2 separate regions of the Homo sapiens genome follow, and region 1 is linked to region 2. A link is a contact called in ENCODE Hi-C or POLR2A ChIA-PET data. All regions are on one chromosome and are shown on one strand. Each heading gives the region's core, a stretch centred on a gene start or an enhancer-like site at or near the end of the contact. The rest is flanking DNA. Distances are from core to core; before and after follow the strand shown. Region 1 overlaps LOC105370502 (a long non-coding RNA gene). Region 2 has its middle 49 kb from the start of CDKN3.

Region 1 (6,761 bases), core at 3,602-6,101, 1.1 Mb before region 2:
GGCCTCCCTTTCAAGTAAGTTGCAAAGGAGTGGGGTGGAGGTGGGGTAGAAACAGATCTGGTGAGCAGATTGGGACCAGAGATGTAAAACAGCTGTGCTATGGAGCTATTGATAGCCTTTTGGGAGGAGAAGGAACAGGGGATACCCCTCCCTTCTCTACCCCATCTTCACTCAGGGAGTGGGATTTGAGCTGAGTTTTTCAAATAGAAGTAGGCATAGGACTGGTGGTTCCTAAAATGTGATTCCTGGCCAGCAGCATCTGCATCCCCTGAGAACATGTTAGAAATGCCATTTGTTGGGCCCTTTCCAGACTTAATGAATTACAAACTGAGGGTAGGGACCAGCCATCTGTTTTGTATTTTTTTTTTAACATGCCCACCATGGGGGGGAGGGTGGGGGGGGATTATGATACACATCACCCAAGTTTGAGAACACTGGATGCAAGCATTTTCCATACAGAGAAGAGAGGAAGGAGCATTGCACACCATTGAAAAAGTATCCCCCAAATCAGAGGAAAGGTCATTTGTAGCATTCTGTGAAGTTTGTCATGGCTTGAACTTAAAGTAAGTTGAACATAGTAAGCTGACTATACTAGGAATTTCCCCCAAATTTTGCTCAGATCCATGTATTTTTATTGTTCCGGAAAGCTTAATCTTTCCCTTTTAGGTCATTGGATCATTAATTACATTTAAAGAAAAAGCTTTGTGTTTGGTTGTATTTATTTATTTTTCTGAAAATTAAATTATGAAGTTGGCTGAACACTTTTTTTTATAATTGGAATGTTATAACTAGAAGATTTCTGTAGAAATGCATGGGAAGACTGAAGCATAGGGACATCCCTATTTGCCTTTAAATAAGCCTAGTTTAAATGGTCTTTCTTGGAGTGTAGCTGAATTTACATTGTCTGTGATCTTCTGTGATAGAGTGAATCCATATGAACCAAAACCTCCAGGTCCAAACAACTTTAATAATGTTAGTTTTTCCCATTTATATATTTTCTTGTCATAATAACCAGCATAGAGCAAACATTTTTTACTTTCCTTTTTCTCCTTCTCAAGTTGAACTGCTAATTGGCACCTTGGAGGCCAACGGGGGTCACCGAAGGGAGGAAAAGGGCTGGATAATGAATCAGGAAATAGGGTTCAAAGGGAATTCCCATTCCAGTGCTGGAAATAACCATAGAGATCACACAATCCAGCCTTTTCACATCAGAGGCCTCTGAGAGCTTAAATGAGTTGCCTAGGGTCACATTGTAATGTAGGAGCTGGAAACAGAAACCATGTTTCCCAACTCCTTGCTGAGTGTTCTTTCTACTGCTTCATAGATAGAGGTAGACTGTATCCTCATGGGGAAACACACACACTATGTGGGTGTTGCTGTAGAACATAATGATTGATTTTTCCCTTTGCCATGTGTAAGGGGCTAGTAATAGACCAGATCTCATCCAATTTGATAGCTTTAACTATATGTAAGGTACATGGATGTTCTTTGGTCAAGGTTAGGCCAAGGCAGACATCCAGGCCTGCATGATTCAGTGGGTTTAGGGTGCAGGCTCATACTCCATTTGTTATCACCTGTTTGTGTAAGTTCATTCTTGGCTTGGAGCTGCTGTTGTCTTTAAAAGGTATAACTGCCCGGCTGACAGTATTGCATGGGGCTTGGCTCTTAGGCATGGCTCAGCATGGCTCTTGTACTGGTGCCCAGAGAAACAGAGAGAGAACCAGAGCTGTCTTTCTTGTGGATGGACAGAGGGGAGCCAGGTCATGGCTTGGCTTGTCTCTCGTGCCCAGGGAAACAGAGAAAGAGTTAAGCTGCTGACCCTGAAAGCAGGGGAGAACCGGCTGTGCAGCTGTGTGTGTGGGAGCAGTTCAGAGCAAGCAGCCGAGACAGGGAGGACAGTGCGAGAGAGACAGTGTAAGTAAGCTGCTGATGAGAAAGCTGTTGATGAGAGCTGCTGCTGAATAAAATCATCTTTCACCTGCCTAAGGCTCCCTGAGTGTTCTTTCTCTTCATCCATCTACTCTCTTTGGACCTCAACATGACAATTGGCATAGTCATGAACCTGACACTATATATTGGTTGTTATGTCCCAAATCATCTTTGAAATGAATTAAAGTGTGAATAGATAATAAAAAGCAAATAAAATCAATCAACCCAATACTGACTTCCCTACTAAGGCCAAGGTTATATATCTAATAGCCTCCTGAACAGGTGTACCTGGACATTTCATATAGGCATTAAAAAATAAACATTTCCCAAATTGCATATTTACTCACCTAAAACTTGCCCCCCACCTTTAGATTCTGTCATTGTTTACTCAGAACCTTGAGAATCATCCTCAACTCTTCCTTTTTCTCTCACTTCACATGTACACTCAATCACTAGCTTTGTCAATTTTATCTCCTGTCAACCTTAGCTCTTAAACAGTTTTCAAGTCCAATGTGTTCTCATCACTTGCACTTCCACTGCCCTAAATCAGTCCACTAATACCCCTTATCTGGTCTATTGCAATGGTCTTCATCCTGGTTTTTCCTCCTCCAGGCTTGTGGTTGAAAGTTTCTCTTTCATACTGTTTTCAGCATGATCTTTCTAAAGCGCAAAGCAGACCACACCATAGCCTATTTTACAATAACCCTCCATCACTGATAAGACAAAACTTTAGAATGGCACAGACAACTCTATAATTTGACCTCTGCTTATAACGTTATGTCCATCTCTGGTAACTCTTATCTATATACCCATGTCCATCAAGATGAGACTACTTGTAGCTACCAAAACATCTTATTCACCAACTTATTTGACTGCCTGGTGAAAGCTTGTTCATTCAGAACACAACTCAGACATCACCATTTCATTGACATTGTCTCTGACATCTCCCCACTTTCCTCCAAAGCTAGAGTGAATTGCCTTCTCTGTACCTCTGAGCCTTACACATCTTTACACTTGCATATAATTTTCTTCAACATTTTATGAGGAAAATTTTCAAGCAGAAAAGTTGAAAGAATTTTGCAGTGATCACACAATTAATGTTTTATTGTGCTTACTTTGTCACATCTCTCTCTCTATCCATCAATCCACGTTTTTAGAAAAATGCTTTTCAAAGTAAGTTGCAGATATCGATATACTTTTTTCCAAATAACTCAGAATACATATCACTCAGAGTTCCTACATAACATATAGAGTTCTATATTTGTTTGTAATTCTTATTTTAAAATTTCATGTTAAATTTATGTACAATGAAATGTGAAATGCACAAATCTTAAGTGTACCATGAGATTCACTAAATCATACATGTGAGTAACCTACACACCTATCAAGATATAGAATATGACCCTGACCCTGAAAACTGTACTCAAGCCCCTTTCCAGGAAGTCTTCTCTTCTAGAGGCAGTGACTATTCCAATTTTCTTCCAACTAGTTTTGCCTGTTATAGAACTTTATATAAATTGAACTGTACAGTATATTCTCTTTCATGTAAGACTTCTTTTACTCAGCGTAATGTTTTTGAGATACATAGGTTGTATGTATCAGTACATTTTTTTTTTTTTTTTTTTTTTAAGATTCAGGGTCTCACTCTGTCGCCCAGGCTGGGGTGCAGTGGTGATCTTAAGTGTACCATGAGATTCACTAAATCATACTGTGTCCAAAATTGGTGGGTTCTTGGTCTCACTGACTTCCAGAATGAATCCGCGGACCCTCGCGGTGAGTGTTACAGTTCTTAAAGATGGTGTGTCTGGAGTTTGTTCCTTCTGATGTTCGGACGTGTTCGGAGTTTCTTCCTTCTGGTGGGTTCGTGGTCTCACTGGCTTCAGGAGTGAAGCTGCAGACCTCCGTGGTGAGTGTTACAGTGCTTAAGGCAGTGCGTCTGGAGTTGTTCATTCCTCCCGTCTGGAGTTGTTCATTCCTCCCAGTGGGCGCGTGGTCTTGCTGGCCTCAGGAGTGAAGCTGCAGACCTTTGCAGTGAGTGTTACAGCTCATAAAGGCAGTGTGGACCCAAAGCGTGAGAAGCAGCAAGATTTATTGCAAAGAGTGAAAGAACAAAGCTTCCACAGTGTGGAAGGGGACCTGAGCGGGTTGCCACTGCTGGCTGGGGCAGCCTGCTTTTATTCCCTTATCTGGCCCCATCCACATCCTGCTGATTGGTCAGTTTTACAGAGAGCTGATCGGTCCGTTTTACAGAGAGCTGATTGGTGCGTTTACAATCCCTGAGCTAGACACACATTGCTGATTGGTGTATTTACAATCCTCTAGCTAGATGTAAAAGTTCTCCAAGGCCCCACTAGATTAGCCAGACACAGAGCACTGATTGGTGTGTTTACAAACCTTGAGCTAGACACAGAGTGCTGATTGGTGCTTTTACAAACCTTGAGCTAGACACAGAGTGCTGATTGGTATATTTAAAATCCTTCAGCTAGACATAAAAGTTCTCTAAGTCCCCACCAGATTAGCTAGATACAGAGTGCTGATTGGTGCGTTTACAAATCTTGAGCTGGACACAGAGCACTGATTGGTGCACTTACAATCCTTTAGTTAGACACAAAAGTTCTCCAAGTCCCCACCAGATTAGCTAGATACAGAGTGCTGATTGGTGCATCTACAACCCCCCCTCTCCCACTAGACACAGAGTGCTGATTGGTGCATATACAATCCTCCCCTAGACATAAAAGTTCTCTCAAGTCCCCAACTGACTCAGGAGCCCAGCTGGCTTCCCCTAGTGAATCCTGTGCTGGGGACACGCTAGCAGAGCTGCCTGCCAGTCCCGCGCAGGCACGCCCACACCCCTCAGTCCTTGGGCAGTGGATGGGACCGGGCGCCTAGGAGCAGGGGGCGGCGCCGGTCGGGTAGGGTCGGGCTGGCGGGAGCCCGGGGCGGGGCTTGGGCATGGCTGGCTGCAGGTCCCCAGCCCTGCCACACGGGGAGGCGGCTGAGGCCCAGCAAGAATTCAAGCTCCGCGGGGGCAGGCCAGCAGTGCTGGGGGACCCGGCGCACCCTCCGCAGCTGCTGGCCCGGGTGCTAAACCCCTCACTGCCCGGGCCGGCGGTGCCGGCGGGCTGCTCTCAGTGCGGGACCTCGGAGCCTGCGCCCACCCGGAACTAGCCGCGTTCAGCCCTGGTTCCCGCCCCCGCCTCTCCCGCCACACCTCTCCACAAGCAGAGGGAGCTGGCTTCAGCCTCAGCCAGCACAGAGAGGGGCCCCCATAGCGCAGTGGCGGGCTGAAGGGCTCCTTGAGCATGGCCAGAGTGGACGCCAAGGCTGAGGAGGCGCCGAGAGCCAGTGAGGGCTGCTAGCATGTTGTCACCTCTCAATACATGTGAGTAACCTACACACCTATCAAGATATAGAACATTACCCCCACCCCGAAAAGTGTACCCAAGCCCCTTCCCAGGAAATAATCTCCTTTAGAGGCAATGACTATTCTGATTTTCTTCCAACTAGTTTTGCCTGTTATAGAACTTTATATCCATTGAACTGTACTCTTTCATGTAAGACTTCTTTTACTCAGCATAATGTTTTTGAGATACATAGGTTGTATGTATCAGTAATTTTTTTTTGTTTGCTTTTAGATTCAGGATCTCACTCTGTCACCCAGGCTGGGGGGCAGTGGTGCAGTCATAGCTCACTGCAGACTTGAGCTCCTGAGCTCAAGGAATTCTCCTGCCTCAGCCTTTCAAGTAGCTAGCACTGCTGGTATGCATCACGACCTCTGGCTAATTTTTTATGTTTTTCAGTAGAGACAGGGTTATTATTATTATTATTATTATTTTGTGACAGATTCTCACTCTGTTGCCCAGGCTGGAGTGTGGTGGCACGATCTTGGCTCACTGCAACCTCCGCCTCCTGGGTTCAAGTGATTCTCCTGCCTTAGTAGCTGGGACGACAGGCGTGTGCCATCACGCCAGCTAATTTTTGTATTTTTAGTAGAGACAGGGTTTCACTATGTTGGACAGGCTAGTCTCGAACTCCTGACCTCAGGTGATCTGCCCGCCTCGGCCTCCCAGAGTGCTAGGATTATAGGCGTGAGCCACCTCATCTGGCAGGGTCATTATTTTTTAAAAGTCTTTAAATTACCAAGTAATATTCCATTGTATAGATATACTAAATTCTAAAAATCCATTCTTCAGTTGAAGCACACCTGGGCTGTTTCCAGTTTCTGGCTATTGTGAACAAAGCTACTATGAATATTCCTGTGAAGGTCTTTTTGTTGATACACACACGCACACACTCAATTATATGACTGATATTTTTGGGTCATAGAATATTTACATTTAGTTTTTGTTTTTAAAAAAACTGCTGTACTTTTCCCCAAAATGATTATACCATTTACACTCCCACCAAAAATCTGTTGCTTCATATCTTCATCAATATTTGGTATTGTGTGAGTTTTAAATTGTAGACATTCTGGTGGATGTGTAATAGTGTTTCATTATGGTCTCATAAAATTTTGGTTTACTAGTCTTTCTCTGCAGACTTTGAACTTCCTGAAGACAGACATTTTATTCATATCTTCTGTACCTAATAATGTCTGATATAGAGTAGGGCTCAACAAATATTTGTTAAATTGAACTGATCTGAATTGAATCCTTCTGTACGTAGCAAATAAAAAAACCCACTTCTTTCCTCACTTTATCCCTTTAATCAAAAGGCAGGGTGAGGTTTTTTTTTTGTATTGCTTTGTTTTGTTTTTGAGACTGGGTCTCACTATGTCGCCCAGGCTGGAGTGCAGTGGTGCAATTATGGCTTACTGCAGCTTTGACCTCCTG
Region 2 (7,179 bases), core at 3,921-6,420:
CAAAGGCAGTTCTCAGACACTCGTGTTGAGGGCAGAAATCCTAAAGTCTAAAGACCATCCCCTTCCAACCTTGATGTGAGGTTGTGCAGGAGAGGGCTGGATGGGAAGGTACATTTTAAACCTCCCCTGTTCAACAACACACACACACACACACACACACACACACACACACACACACACACTTCACAGTCCTCACTCTAGGCCGCAGATCCTTTCAGCCTGAACTTCCAGGCAGATATAGAACCCAGCCACTTCTCCCCAACACGCTGGTCCCTGGTACCACCATCTCTCCCCTGGATTCCAGGAAGAGTCTCCCTGATTCTGCCCGGCTCTCCCCTCCACCCTCCCACACACACCCCACCGTCTGTCCCAGCAGAGCAGCCAGACCGTGTCACTCCTCCACACAAACCCCTCCACTGGCTTCCGGATCTCTCAGATTAGAAGCCAGGCCTCACAGTGGTGCTGGGGCCCCACTCCCTCTGGCCTCCTATTGGTCCTGGTCTTCTCTCACTGCACTTCCCCCCATGCTCCTCCTCCCCACTCTGTCCCAGGCCGTCTGGCCTCTGGGGTCCTCAGACACAGCAGCCACAGTCCTTCCTCAGAGGCTTTGCACTTGCTGTGCCGTCTGCCCGGAGTTCCCTTCCTCCTGTTATCCTCATGACTTGCTCTTCACTCAAAAGGCACCTTTTATACAGGGAGGCCTTCCCTGACCACCCTACATCACAGTACAAGCCACCAGCACCCCTAACCCCTACCCCCCTTAACCCCCACCCCACTGACCACGGCATTCCCCATTTCCTCTCTCACCTTTATTTTTCCTCATGGCACTTATCACTATCTGGTCTACAACATACTACTTTACTTCTTTATTTTCTTTAGATGTCTGTCTCTTCTCACTCCCAGAATGTAAATTTCTTGAGGACAGAGATTTTTGTCTGTTCACTGCTGTATCCCCACTACTTAGAAGAGCCCTGGCATGTAATAAACAGTCAGCAGGTATTTGTTGAATGGATGAATACAATCCAGAGACGGCTCAAGCTAGCACCAAGTGGGCCTTCTGTGGGTGAATAATCACTTACTCCCTGAGATCCACCCAGTGAGAAAGTGCAAAGACCATCTGCTCTTCTACCCACCAACCCAAAGGTGGGTCTCTGACAAGTGCTTGGTCTCCGGGCAAACTCAAGATGGCTGAGACACATCTTTCTCCACCAGAACCACCCTTGGAGAGCCGACTGGTCATCCCTTACAGTAGATGAGATCCAGACTCCCCTCACCTTGTAGGAGGTAGAATGCCCTCCCAACAACACTGCCCTCCTTGCCTTCCAGCCTAGATCCTAGGTGAACTGGACCTGAGCACTGAGTACCTCACCTTGATGGTTATATCAACTTGGCTGGGCCACAGAGCCCAGATATGTGGTCAAACATTATTCTGGATGTTTCTGTGAAAGTGGTTTTGGATGAGATTTACATTAAATGAGTGGACTTTGAGTAAAGCAGAATGCCCTCCATAATATGGGTGGGCCTCATTCAATCAGCTGAAGGCCTAAATGGAACAAAAGACTGACCTTTCCTGAGCAAGTATAAATCCTGCAGCAGACAGCCTTCAGACTTGAACCACAGCACTGGCTCTTCCCAGGTTATCTAGCCTACTGGTCCACCCTGTAAATTTGGGACTTCCAGCTTCTGTAATCACATAAGCCAATTCTTCAAAAATCAATCTCTTTAAATATATATACACATATATATACACACATATATATACATATATATGAATATATATACATATATACACATATATACATATATACACACACATATACATATATACACATATATACATATATACACATATATATACATATATATACACATATATATATATACATATATATACACATATATATATAAAACATATCATGTATTAGTTATATTTCTCCAGAGAACTCTGACTAATACACATGGCTAAGCTGTTGAGATGTAGTTCTCCTGGGAGTCAACCCTCCTGCAGGAAACCAAGTTCTTCCAAGGGCCATCTGCTCTGGAAGCATGAGCTTCCATCTCATGCCTCTTCCTTTCATCCATGCGCAAAGACTTATACAGCCCCCTGGCATTCCCAGGACACCTTGCTGGTCACTTCCCAAACTAAAGGGCAGAAAAGAATCCCATATAACAAAAACTGTTGCTCAGCTGCTATACTAGGAACTCAAGGAAACATTTCTTTGTCTATGATGTCATCGTAAACAATCTTACCAGGAGCAATAATATTCATATGCCGCATGCAAACATCACACCGTCACTTCGTGCTAACACTTGACTGAAGTCTGAGAGGCTGAAGAAAGAGCAGAATAGTTAAGAGCATGAGCCCTGGAGGTCTAACTGCTGGGACTCCAGTCTCCACTCTGCCACAAACTAGCTGAGTAAAATGTGCCAATTCCCTTAACCTCAATTCTCTCATCTTTAAAATGGGATGCAATAATTATACCTATTTCACAGGACTGTAATAAAACCAAGTGGAAAAAATACAAGTGAAGCACATATCCCTGTGCCTGACATACGGCCCATGCTCTGTAAAGGTTACTGGTATTTATTGCTGCAGCAAGAAGCCCAGGCCTTAAAGAGTCTTCTACAAATGCACGCAGTACTCTGAAGAAGGTGATTAAATCAGTTATGACTCTGTGGGTTGCAAGTGAAAAGCAGAAAATCCTTCAAAAGATATAGAGCCCTCAAGAACTCTTGGAGGGCATGCTACCACAGACGAGTCTCTTCCACAGTAGCCCCAGAAGTGGTTGCACCACCACATAGATTGGATCCTATGGTGAAAGGCTGGGCTCACTTTAAGGCTGGGCAGACTGAATTGTGAAGAAACTCTGCGACTTATTCATAGATTGTGAGAATAAATGGTAAACAAGTAAATGAGCAAATACATCCATGCCAGGAAGGAAACAAACAGGGTGCTTTAACATTTAAAAAGAAGTGGGTGTGTCATACCCAGCACAGGCAATTCCATACAGACAAGACGGTAGATGAGTGGATGCCAGAGGCTGGGAGGAATGCGAGGTGGGCCGTGACTTCTTCATGGTATGAGGTTTCTTTTGGGGACAATGGAAATGTTCTGAAGTTAGATAGTGGTGATGGCCGTATAATATTGTGAATATACCGAAAACCATTGAATCGTACACTTTTAAATGGTGAATGTGGTGTTTTGTGAAATCTTATGTGAATTATATCACAATTAAATTTTTAATTAAAAAAGAAAAGCTGGCTGGGGCCGGGCCTATTTTAGATGAGGTAGTCAAAAAAGTTCCCTCCAAGGGGTTTCTATGACCAGAGGACTGAGAAATGGGAAGGAGCCAGCCTTTGGAAGATGCACGGAAGAGCTCACTGTGCAGATGGAAGAGCAAATGCAGATGCCACAGAGTGTGCCCCGCTTGGCAAGGTCCATGTGCTGTCCCAGATTCGGCCCCTGGGAAGGAAGAGAGAAAGAGAGCTTGAAGTGTAGGAAGAAGCTATATCCTAGAAGGCCTTGGTAGGGCACAGTAAGAAGTGGGGAGTTCATGCTAAATGAAATTGAAACCCACAGAAGGCTTTTCCGCAAAGGAGTGCCCACCCCACTTGCCATTTTTGGAAGATCGCTCCCAGCTCCCAGCACGCAAAGCACCCATTACCAAGTGGCAGGACCAACACAAGGTATGAGACATTGATGAGATTCATTCTCATTAGTTGGAAGCTTCTGCACTTTCAACAAAACTGTAACCAGGGGCTACGAATTAGATGATGAGCTTATTCTTAAGAAGACATGTTATAAAAGGTAATATGAAACAATATGGATTTCTTGTCTATTCCAAAAGGCACCTTCTCTCTTTCCCCATAAAATACTTGGTAATAAAAGGATACTCTGTCACCTCCCAGCTTCCTGGAGTGACAATGGCAATGCTGTCATTATTAAGTCAAGAGCGCCCTCTACAGTTATGAGTCTAGATTACAGCTTACTATTAGCCTCGAACAATGTCTACTTTTGTGAAAAATTACCATCCCCTCAGCTCATGCCATCCATGATAAGCTAGTCCCACCAACTCTTTCCTGAAAACTGAAGGAAAATATTCAAAGGAAGTGACATTGGCAGCTTTCTTGGATGACTGAAATGTCAACACAAATGTGTCGGCTCTTTGGAGTAACAGTCTCCATAGGCCAAAAGGAGGATGGTCGGGTGTATGTGTGTGTGTACAATATACATCTATCTACTCACTGCTAATCAATATTTGATCTCATTATGTAACTGGAAAAAGAGAACATGTGTTTGATCACTTTGTGATTATCAAAATACTTGATATCAAGTCGGTGAAAAGTACTTCAAAAATGTAGAAGTTTATTATCTTGCCATAAAATAATAGAACAAAGAGGCAAGGGACTGGCTTCCATTGGCCCAGTGACAGCAGCAGGAGGCTAGGAGAAGCTCAACCAACAGCTGAGCAGTAGTATGGACGGGTTGAAAAAGCAATTGATATTTGGGAGGAAGGCTTTGACCAAAAAAGTGGGGAGATGGATGGAACCATGAAAATCGCATGAAAAAGTGCGAGAAGCTTTTTTAAAAATTCCCCAGGAGAGGGATTTTAAAAAGAATACCCAGAGAGAGGCGCCTGTGAGCAGCTGGAGAGGACAGGGAGGACTATTTGTCTAGGAAATTAGAGCTGTTAGGCAGAGCTGAACTGCCTAGAGAATGGGAAATCATAATTTGTGAAACGCTTTTATTGCACCCCGCCATGGTGGATTCCTTGTCCCAAATATTCTTACGCAAAATTTATTCGGGAAGGAGAAAGAAAGGGCATGCGAGTTCAGAACCTGTCTCACGCCTCTAAAACTTCCAGGCCACCTTCAGTACAAAGAATGGGGGGAATGTCCGGGCGAGCCACGGGAGGCGTTGGGGAGAGGGGAAAACGGATTCCTTCCTGCCGTTCTGCTTCCACTGATTAATACAGCCATTAAAAAATGAAATCTGTTCCTTAGACAAAATATGGTGAAACATTCCTGCGCGCTCCATCCTTGAAACAGATTTCAGTATTGGCCTGTCTTCTCAGTGTTTGTTTTGGTTCCTTCAGCCCACGCTGGAGTCCATGGGTTTTTTCCTTCACTCATCATCTCGCCTCCTGCTGCTTCAGCCGAGAATGAAGTAATAATTCAGCAAGCTGTTCAGGACTTCCCATCAGCCCAACTGCACCGCGCCGTGTTTTGAGGGCTCAGGCATCCTTGAACTCCACGGCAGAGCAAGCCGCGGGAAGGAACTCACTCATGTTGGCTCCCTTGCCTCAATTAAGGCAGTTTAGGAAGCAAAGTGAGAGAAGCACTTTAAAAAGCACAAGAATATCTCCTCGTGGGTCCTCACTTGCATGTTCTTACGAAGCCGGATTGTTCGTAGCCTACTCTGCAATTTCAGAGTGGTGAGTGGCTCCAAAGCAGCTTACAAGGAAACATAACTGTCACAGAGGCTAAGAGATTGCTTAAAAATAAATTACTGATTCTCTTTTCCTGAGAGCAACCTGCTGTGACCTTTGGAAGGCTTCTTTTGGGTCTTCAATTTTGCATCTGCCTGAGCTAAAAGGGATTGCCAGAGTCCCACTGTTTGGTTTATGACCCAGCTCATCCCTGTCCCTTGGAGGACGTGAGGACATGAGCCTGGCATTAGTGCACACTGTAAATGTGTTTGTGCCCAGAACTCTCTAGAATAGAAAGGTTTCCAAGTACTTCACTATAATGACTTAGTCACAAATGAATTTTAATATGCTAGAAGAACATGAGTATTTTGGATGAAAAGCCAATCTTTTCGTCCCCCCTTTTAAAATAGAAAGAAGCATAGCATCTGAGCTCTGTGGAAGGGACCATCCAAAACTAATGAAATACCATCTTAACGTAAGCACCTAAAGCAAGCATGTGTGCGCCATGGGGGCCTCAGTCCTGGTGGTTTCCTGGAGAAGATTTCACATGAGAGAGAAAAAGCTTCTCTGTTCCCTGATGCAGTGTGGATATTTTTAAATGGACTTTATGCGTTTTTTGTTTATTTGGTTTGGTGCTGAAAAATTAGACAAGGCACTCAGCTCTCTTCACATGACTAAAGTTTGAACTTGTGCATAATGAGTGCAAAATAGTGTCTGAAAATAGCAAAGAACAGAAGAGTAAGATGATCAGCGGGAAGGGAGGCAGCACGTCATAGGGAAGGCAGCCAGTACTCTGAAAAGCAATCCAACAAATAATTAACTGGTTGAAAGCCAAGAGGACAGTATGATAACAGACACTGATAGACACTAATTATAAGTGCAGTACTGTGAAACATGAAGAAATGATATGGTTAACAATCCTAAAAATGTTACAATGGGCAATGTAAGATGAGCAAGGAAGCTACAAGGAACACTCTATCGTGTTATATTTTGGCTGCTAATTTCTAGCAATAACACATTTATAATGATATGCTATTAACAAATTGACCAATACATCTTTTTTTTTTTTTTTTTTTTTTGGAGACAGGGTCTCGCTCTGTCGTCCAGGCTGGAGTGCAGTGGCACAATTTTGGCTCACTGCAAGCTCCGCCTCCCGGGTTCACGCCATTCTCCTGCCTCAGCCTCCCGTGTAGCTGGGACTACAGGTGCCTGCCACCACGCCCAGCTAAATTTTTGTATTTTCAGTAGAGACACCGTTTCACCGTGTTAGCCAGGATGGTCTTGATCTCCTGACCCCGTGATCCACCCACCTTGGCCTCCCAAAGTGCTAGGATTACAGGCGTGAGCCACTGTGCCCGGCCGACCAATACATCTTTTGAACCACTGAAAAGGTTGGCTGAACAGAAAAGTATTTTTGCATGTAATATATATGGAAAGGAAAGAGAGAGTGTCAGATTATAGGAAGAGTTACACTGAGTCAAGCCCATCAAGGTACAAGGTTGAAGGTAAGATCCCAGGTGAAAGCCAGGCACGGTGGCTCATGCTTGTAATCCCAGCACTTTGGGAGGCTGAGACAGGATCACTTGAGCCCAGCAGTTCAAAACCAGCCTGGGCAACCTAGTGAGACCTTGTCTCTACAAAAACTAAACAAAATTAGCCAGCAATGGTAGCTCTCACCTGTGGTCCTAGCTACTCAGGAGGCTGAAGTGGGAGGATCACTTCAGCCGGGCAGGTCAAGGCTGCAGTGAGC

What was found. A loop is a pair of places that touch in the nucleus more often than their neighbours do. ChIA-PET counts read pairs that join two places held with the same protein, here RNA polymerase II (POLR2A). Pooled maps may share reads with other maps.
Region 1: a loop to region 2 is called in a map of endothelial cell of umbilical vein, with 4 times the contacts of the local background. The contact joins two enhancer-like sites. A Hi-C loop is called at or near these places in 1 of 168 maps with a recorded cell type or tissue (endothelial cell of umbilical vein) and 2 of 50 pooled maps. POLR2A ChIA-PET finds 5 or more read pairs at or near these places in 1 of 52 experiments (PC-9).

The regions. Positions count from the first base shown.
Region 1 is chr14:53,212,745-53,219,505 of GRCh38, forward strand. All of the region lies in intron 5 of LOC105370502 (a long non-coding RNA gene), which reads left to right. Among named protein-coding and RNA genes, the nearest start is that of DDHD1-DT, 63 kb to the left of the region's middle. RefSeq lists a silencer at 4,747-5,166. Within about 2 kb of position 4,852, at least 21 of the 41 ENCODE cell types and tissues checked have a DNase peak (open chromatin) inside an H3K27ac peak, as active enhancers do.
Region 2 is chr14:54,344,237-54,351,415 of GRCh38, forward strand. No RefSeq gene overlaps it. Among named protein-coding and RNA genes, the nearest start is that of CDKN3, 49 kb to the right of the region's middle. Within about 2 kb of position 5,171, at least 12 of the 41 ENCODE cell types and tissues checked have a DNase peak (open chromatin) inside an H3K27ac peak, as active enhancers do.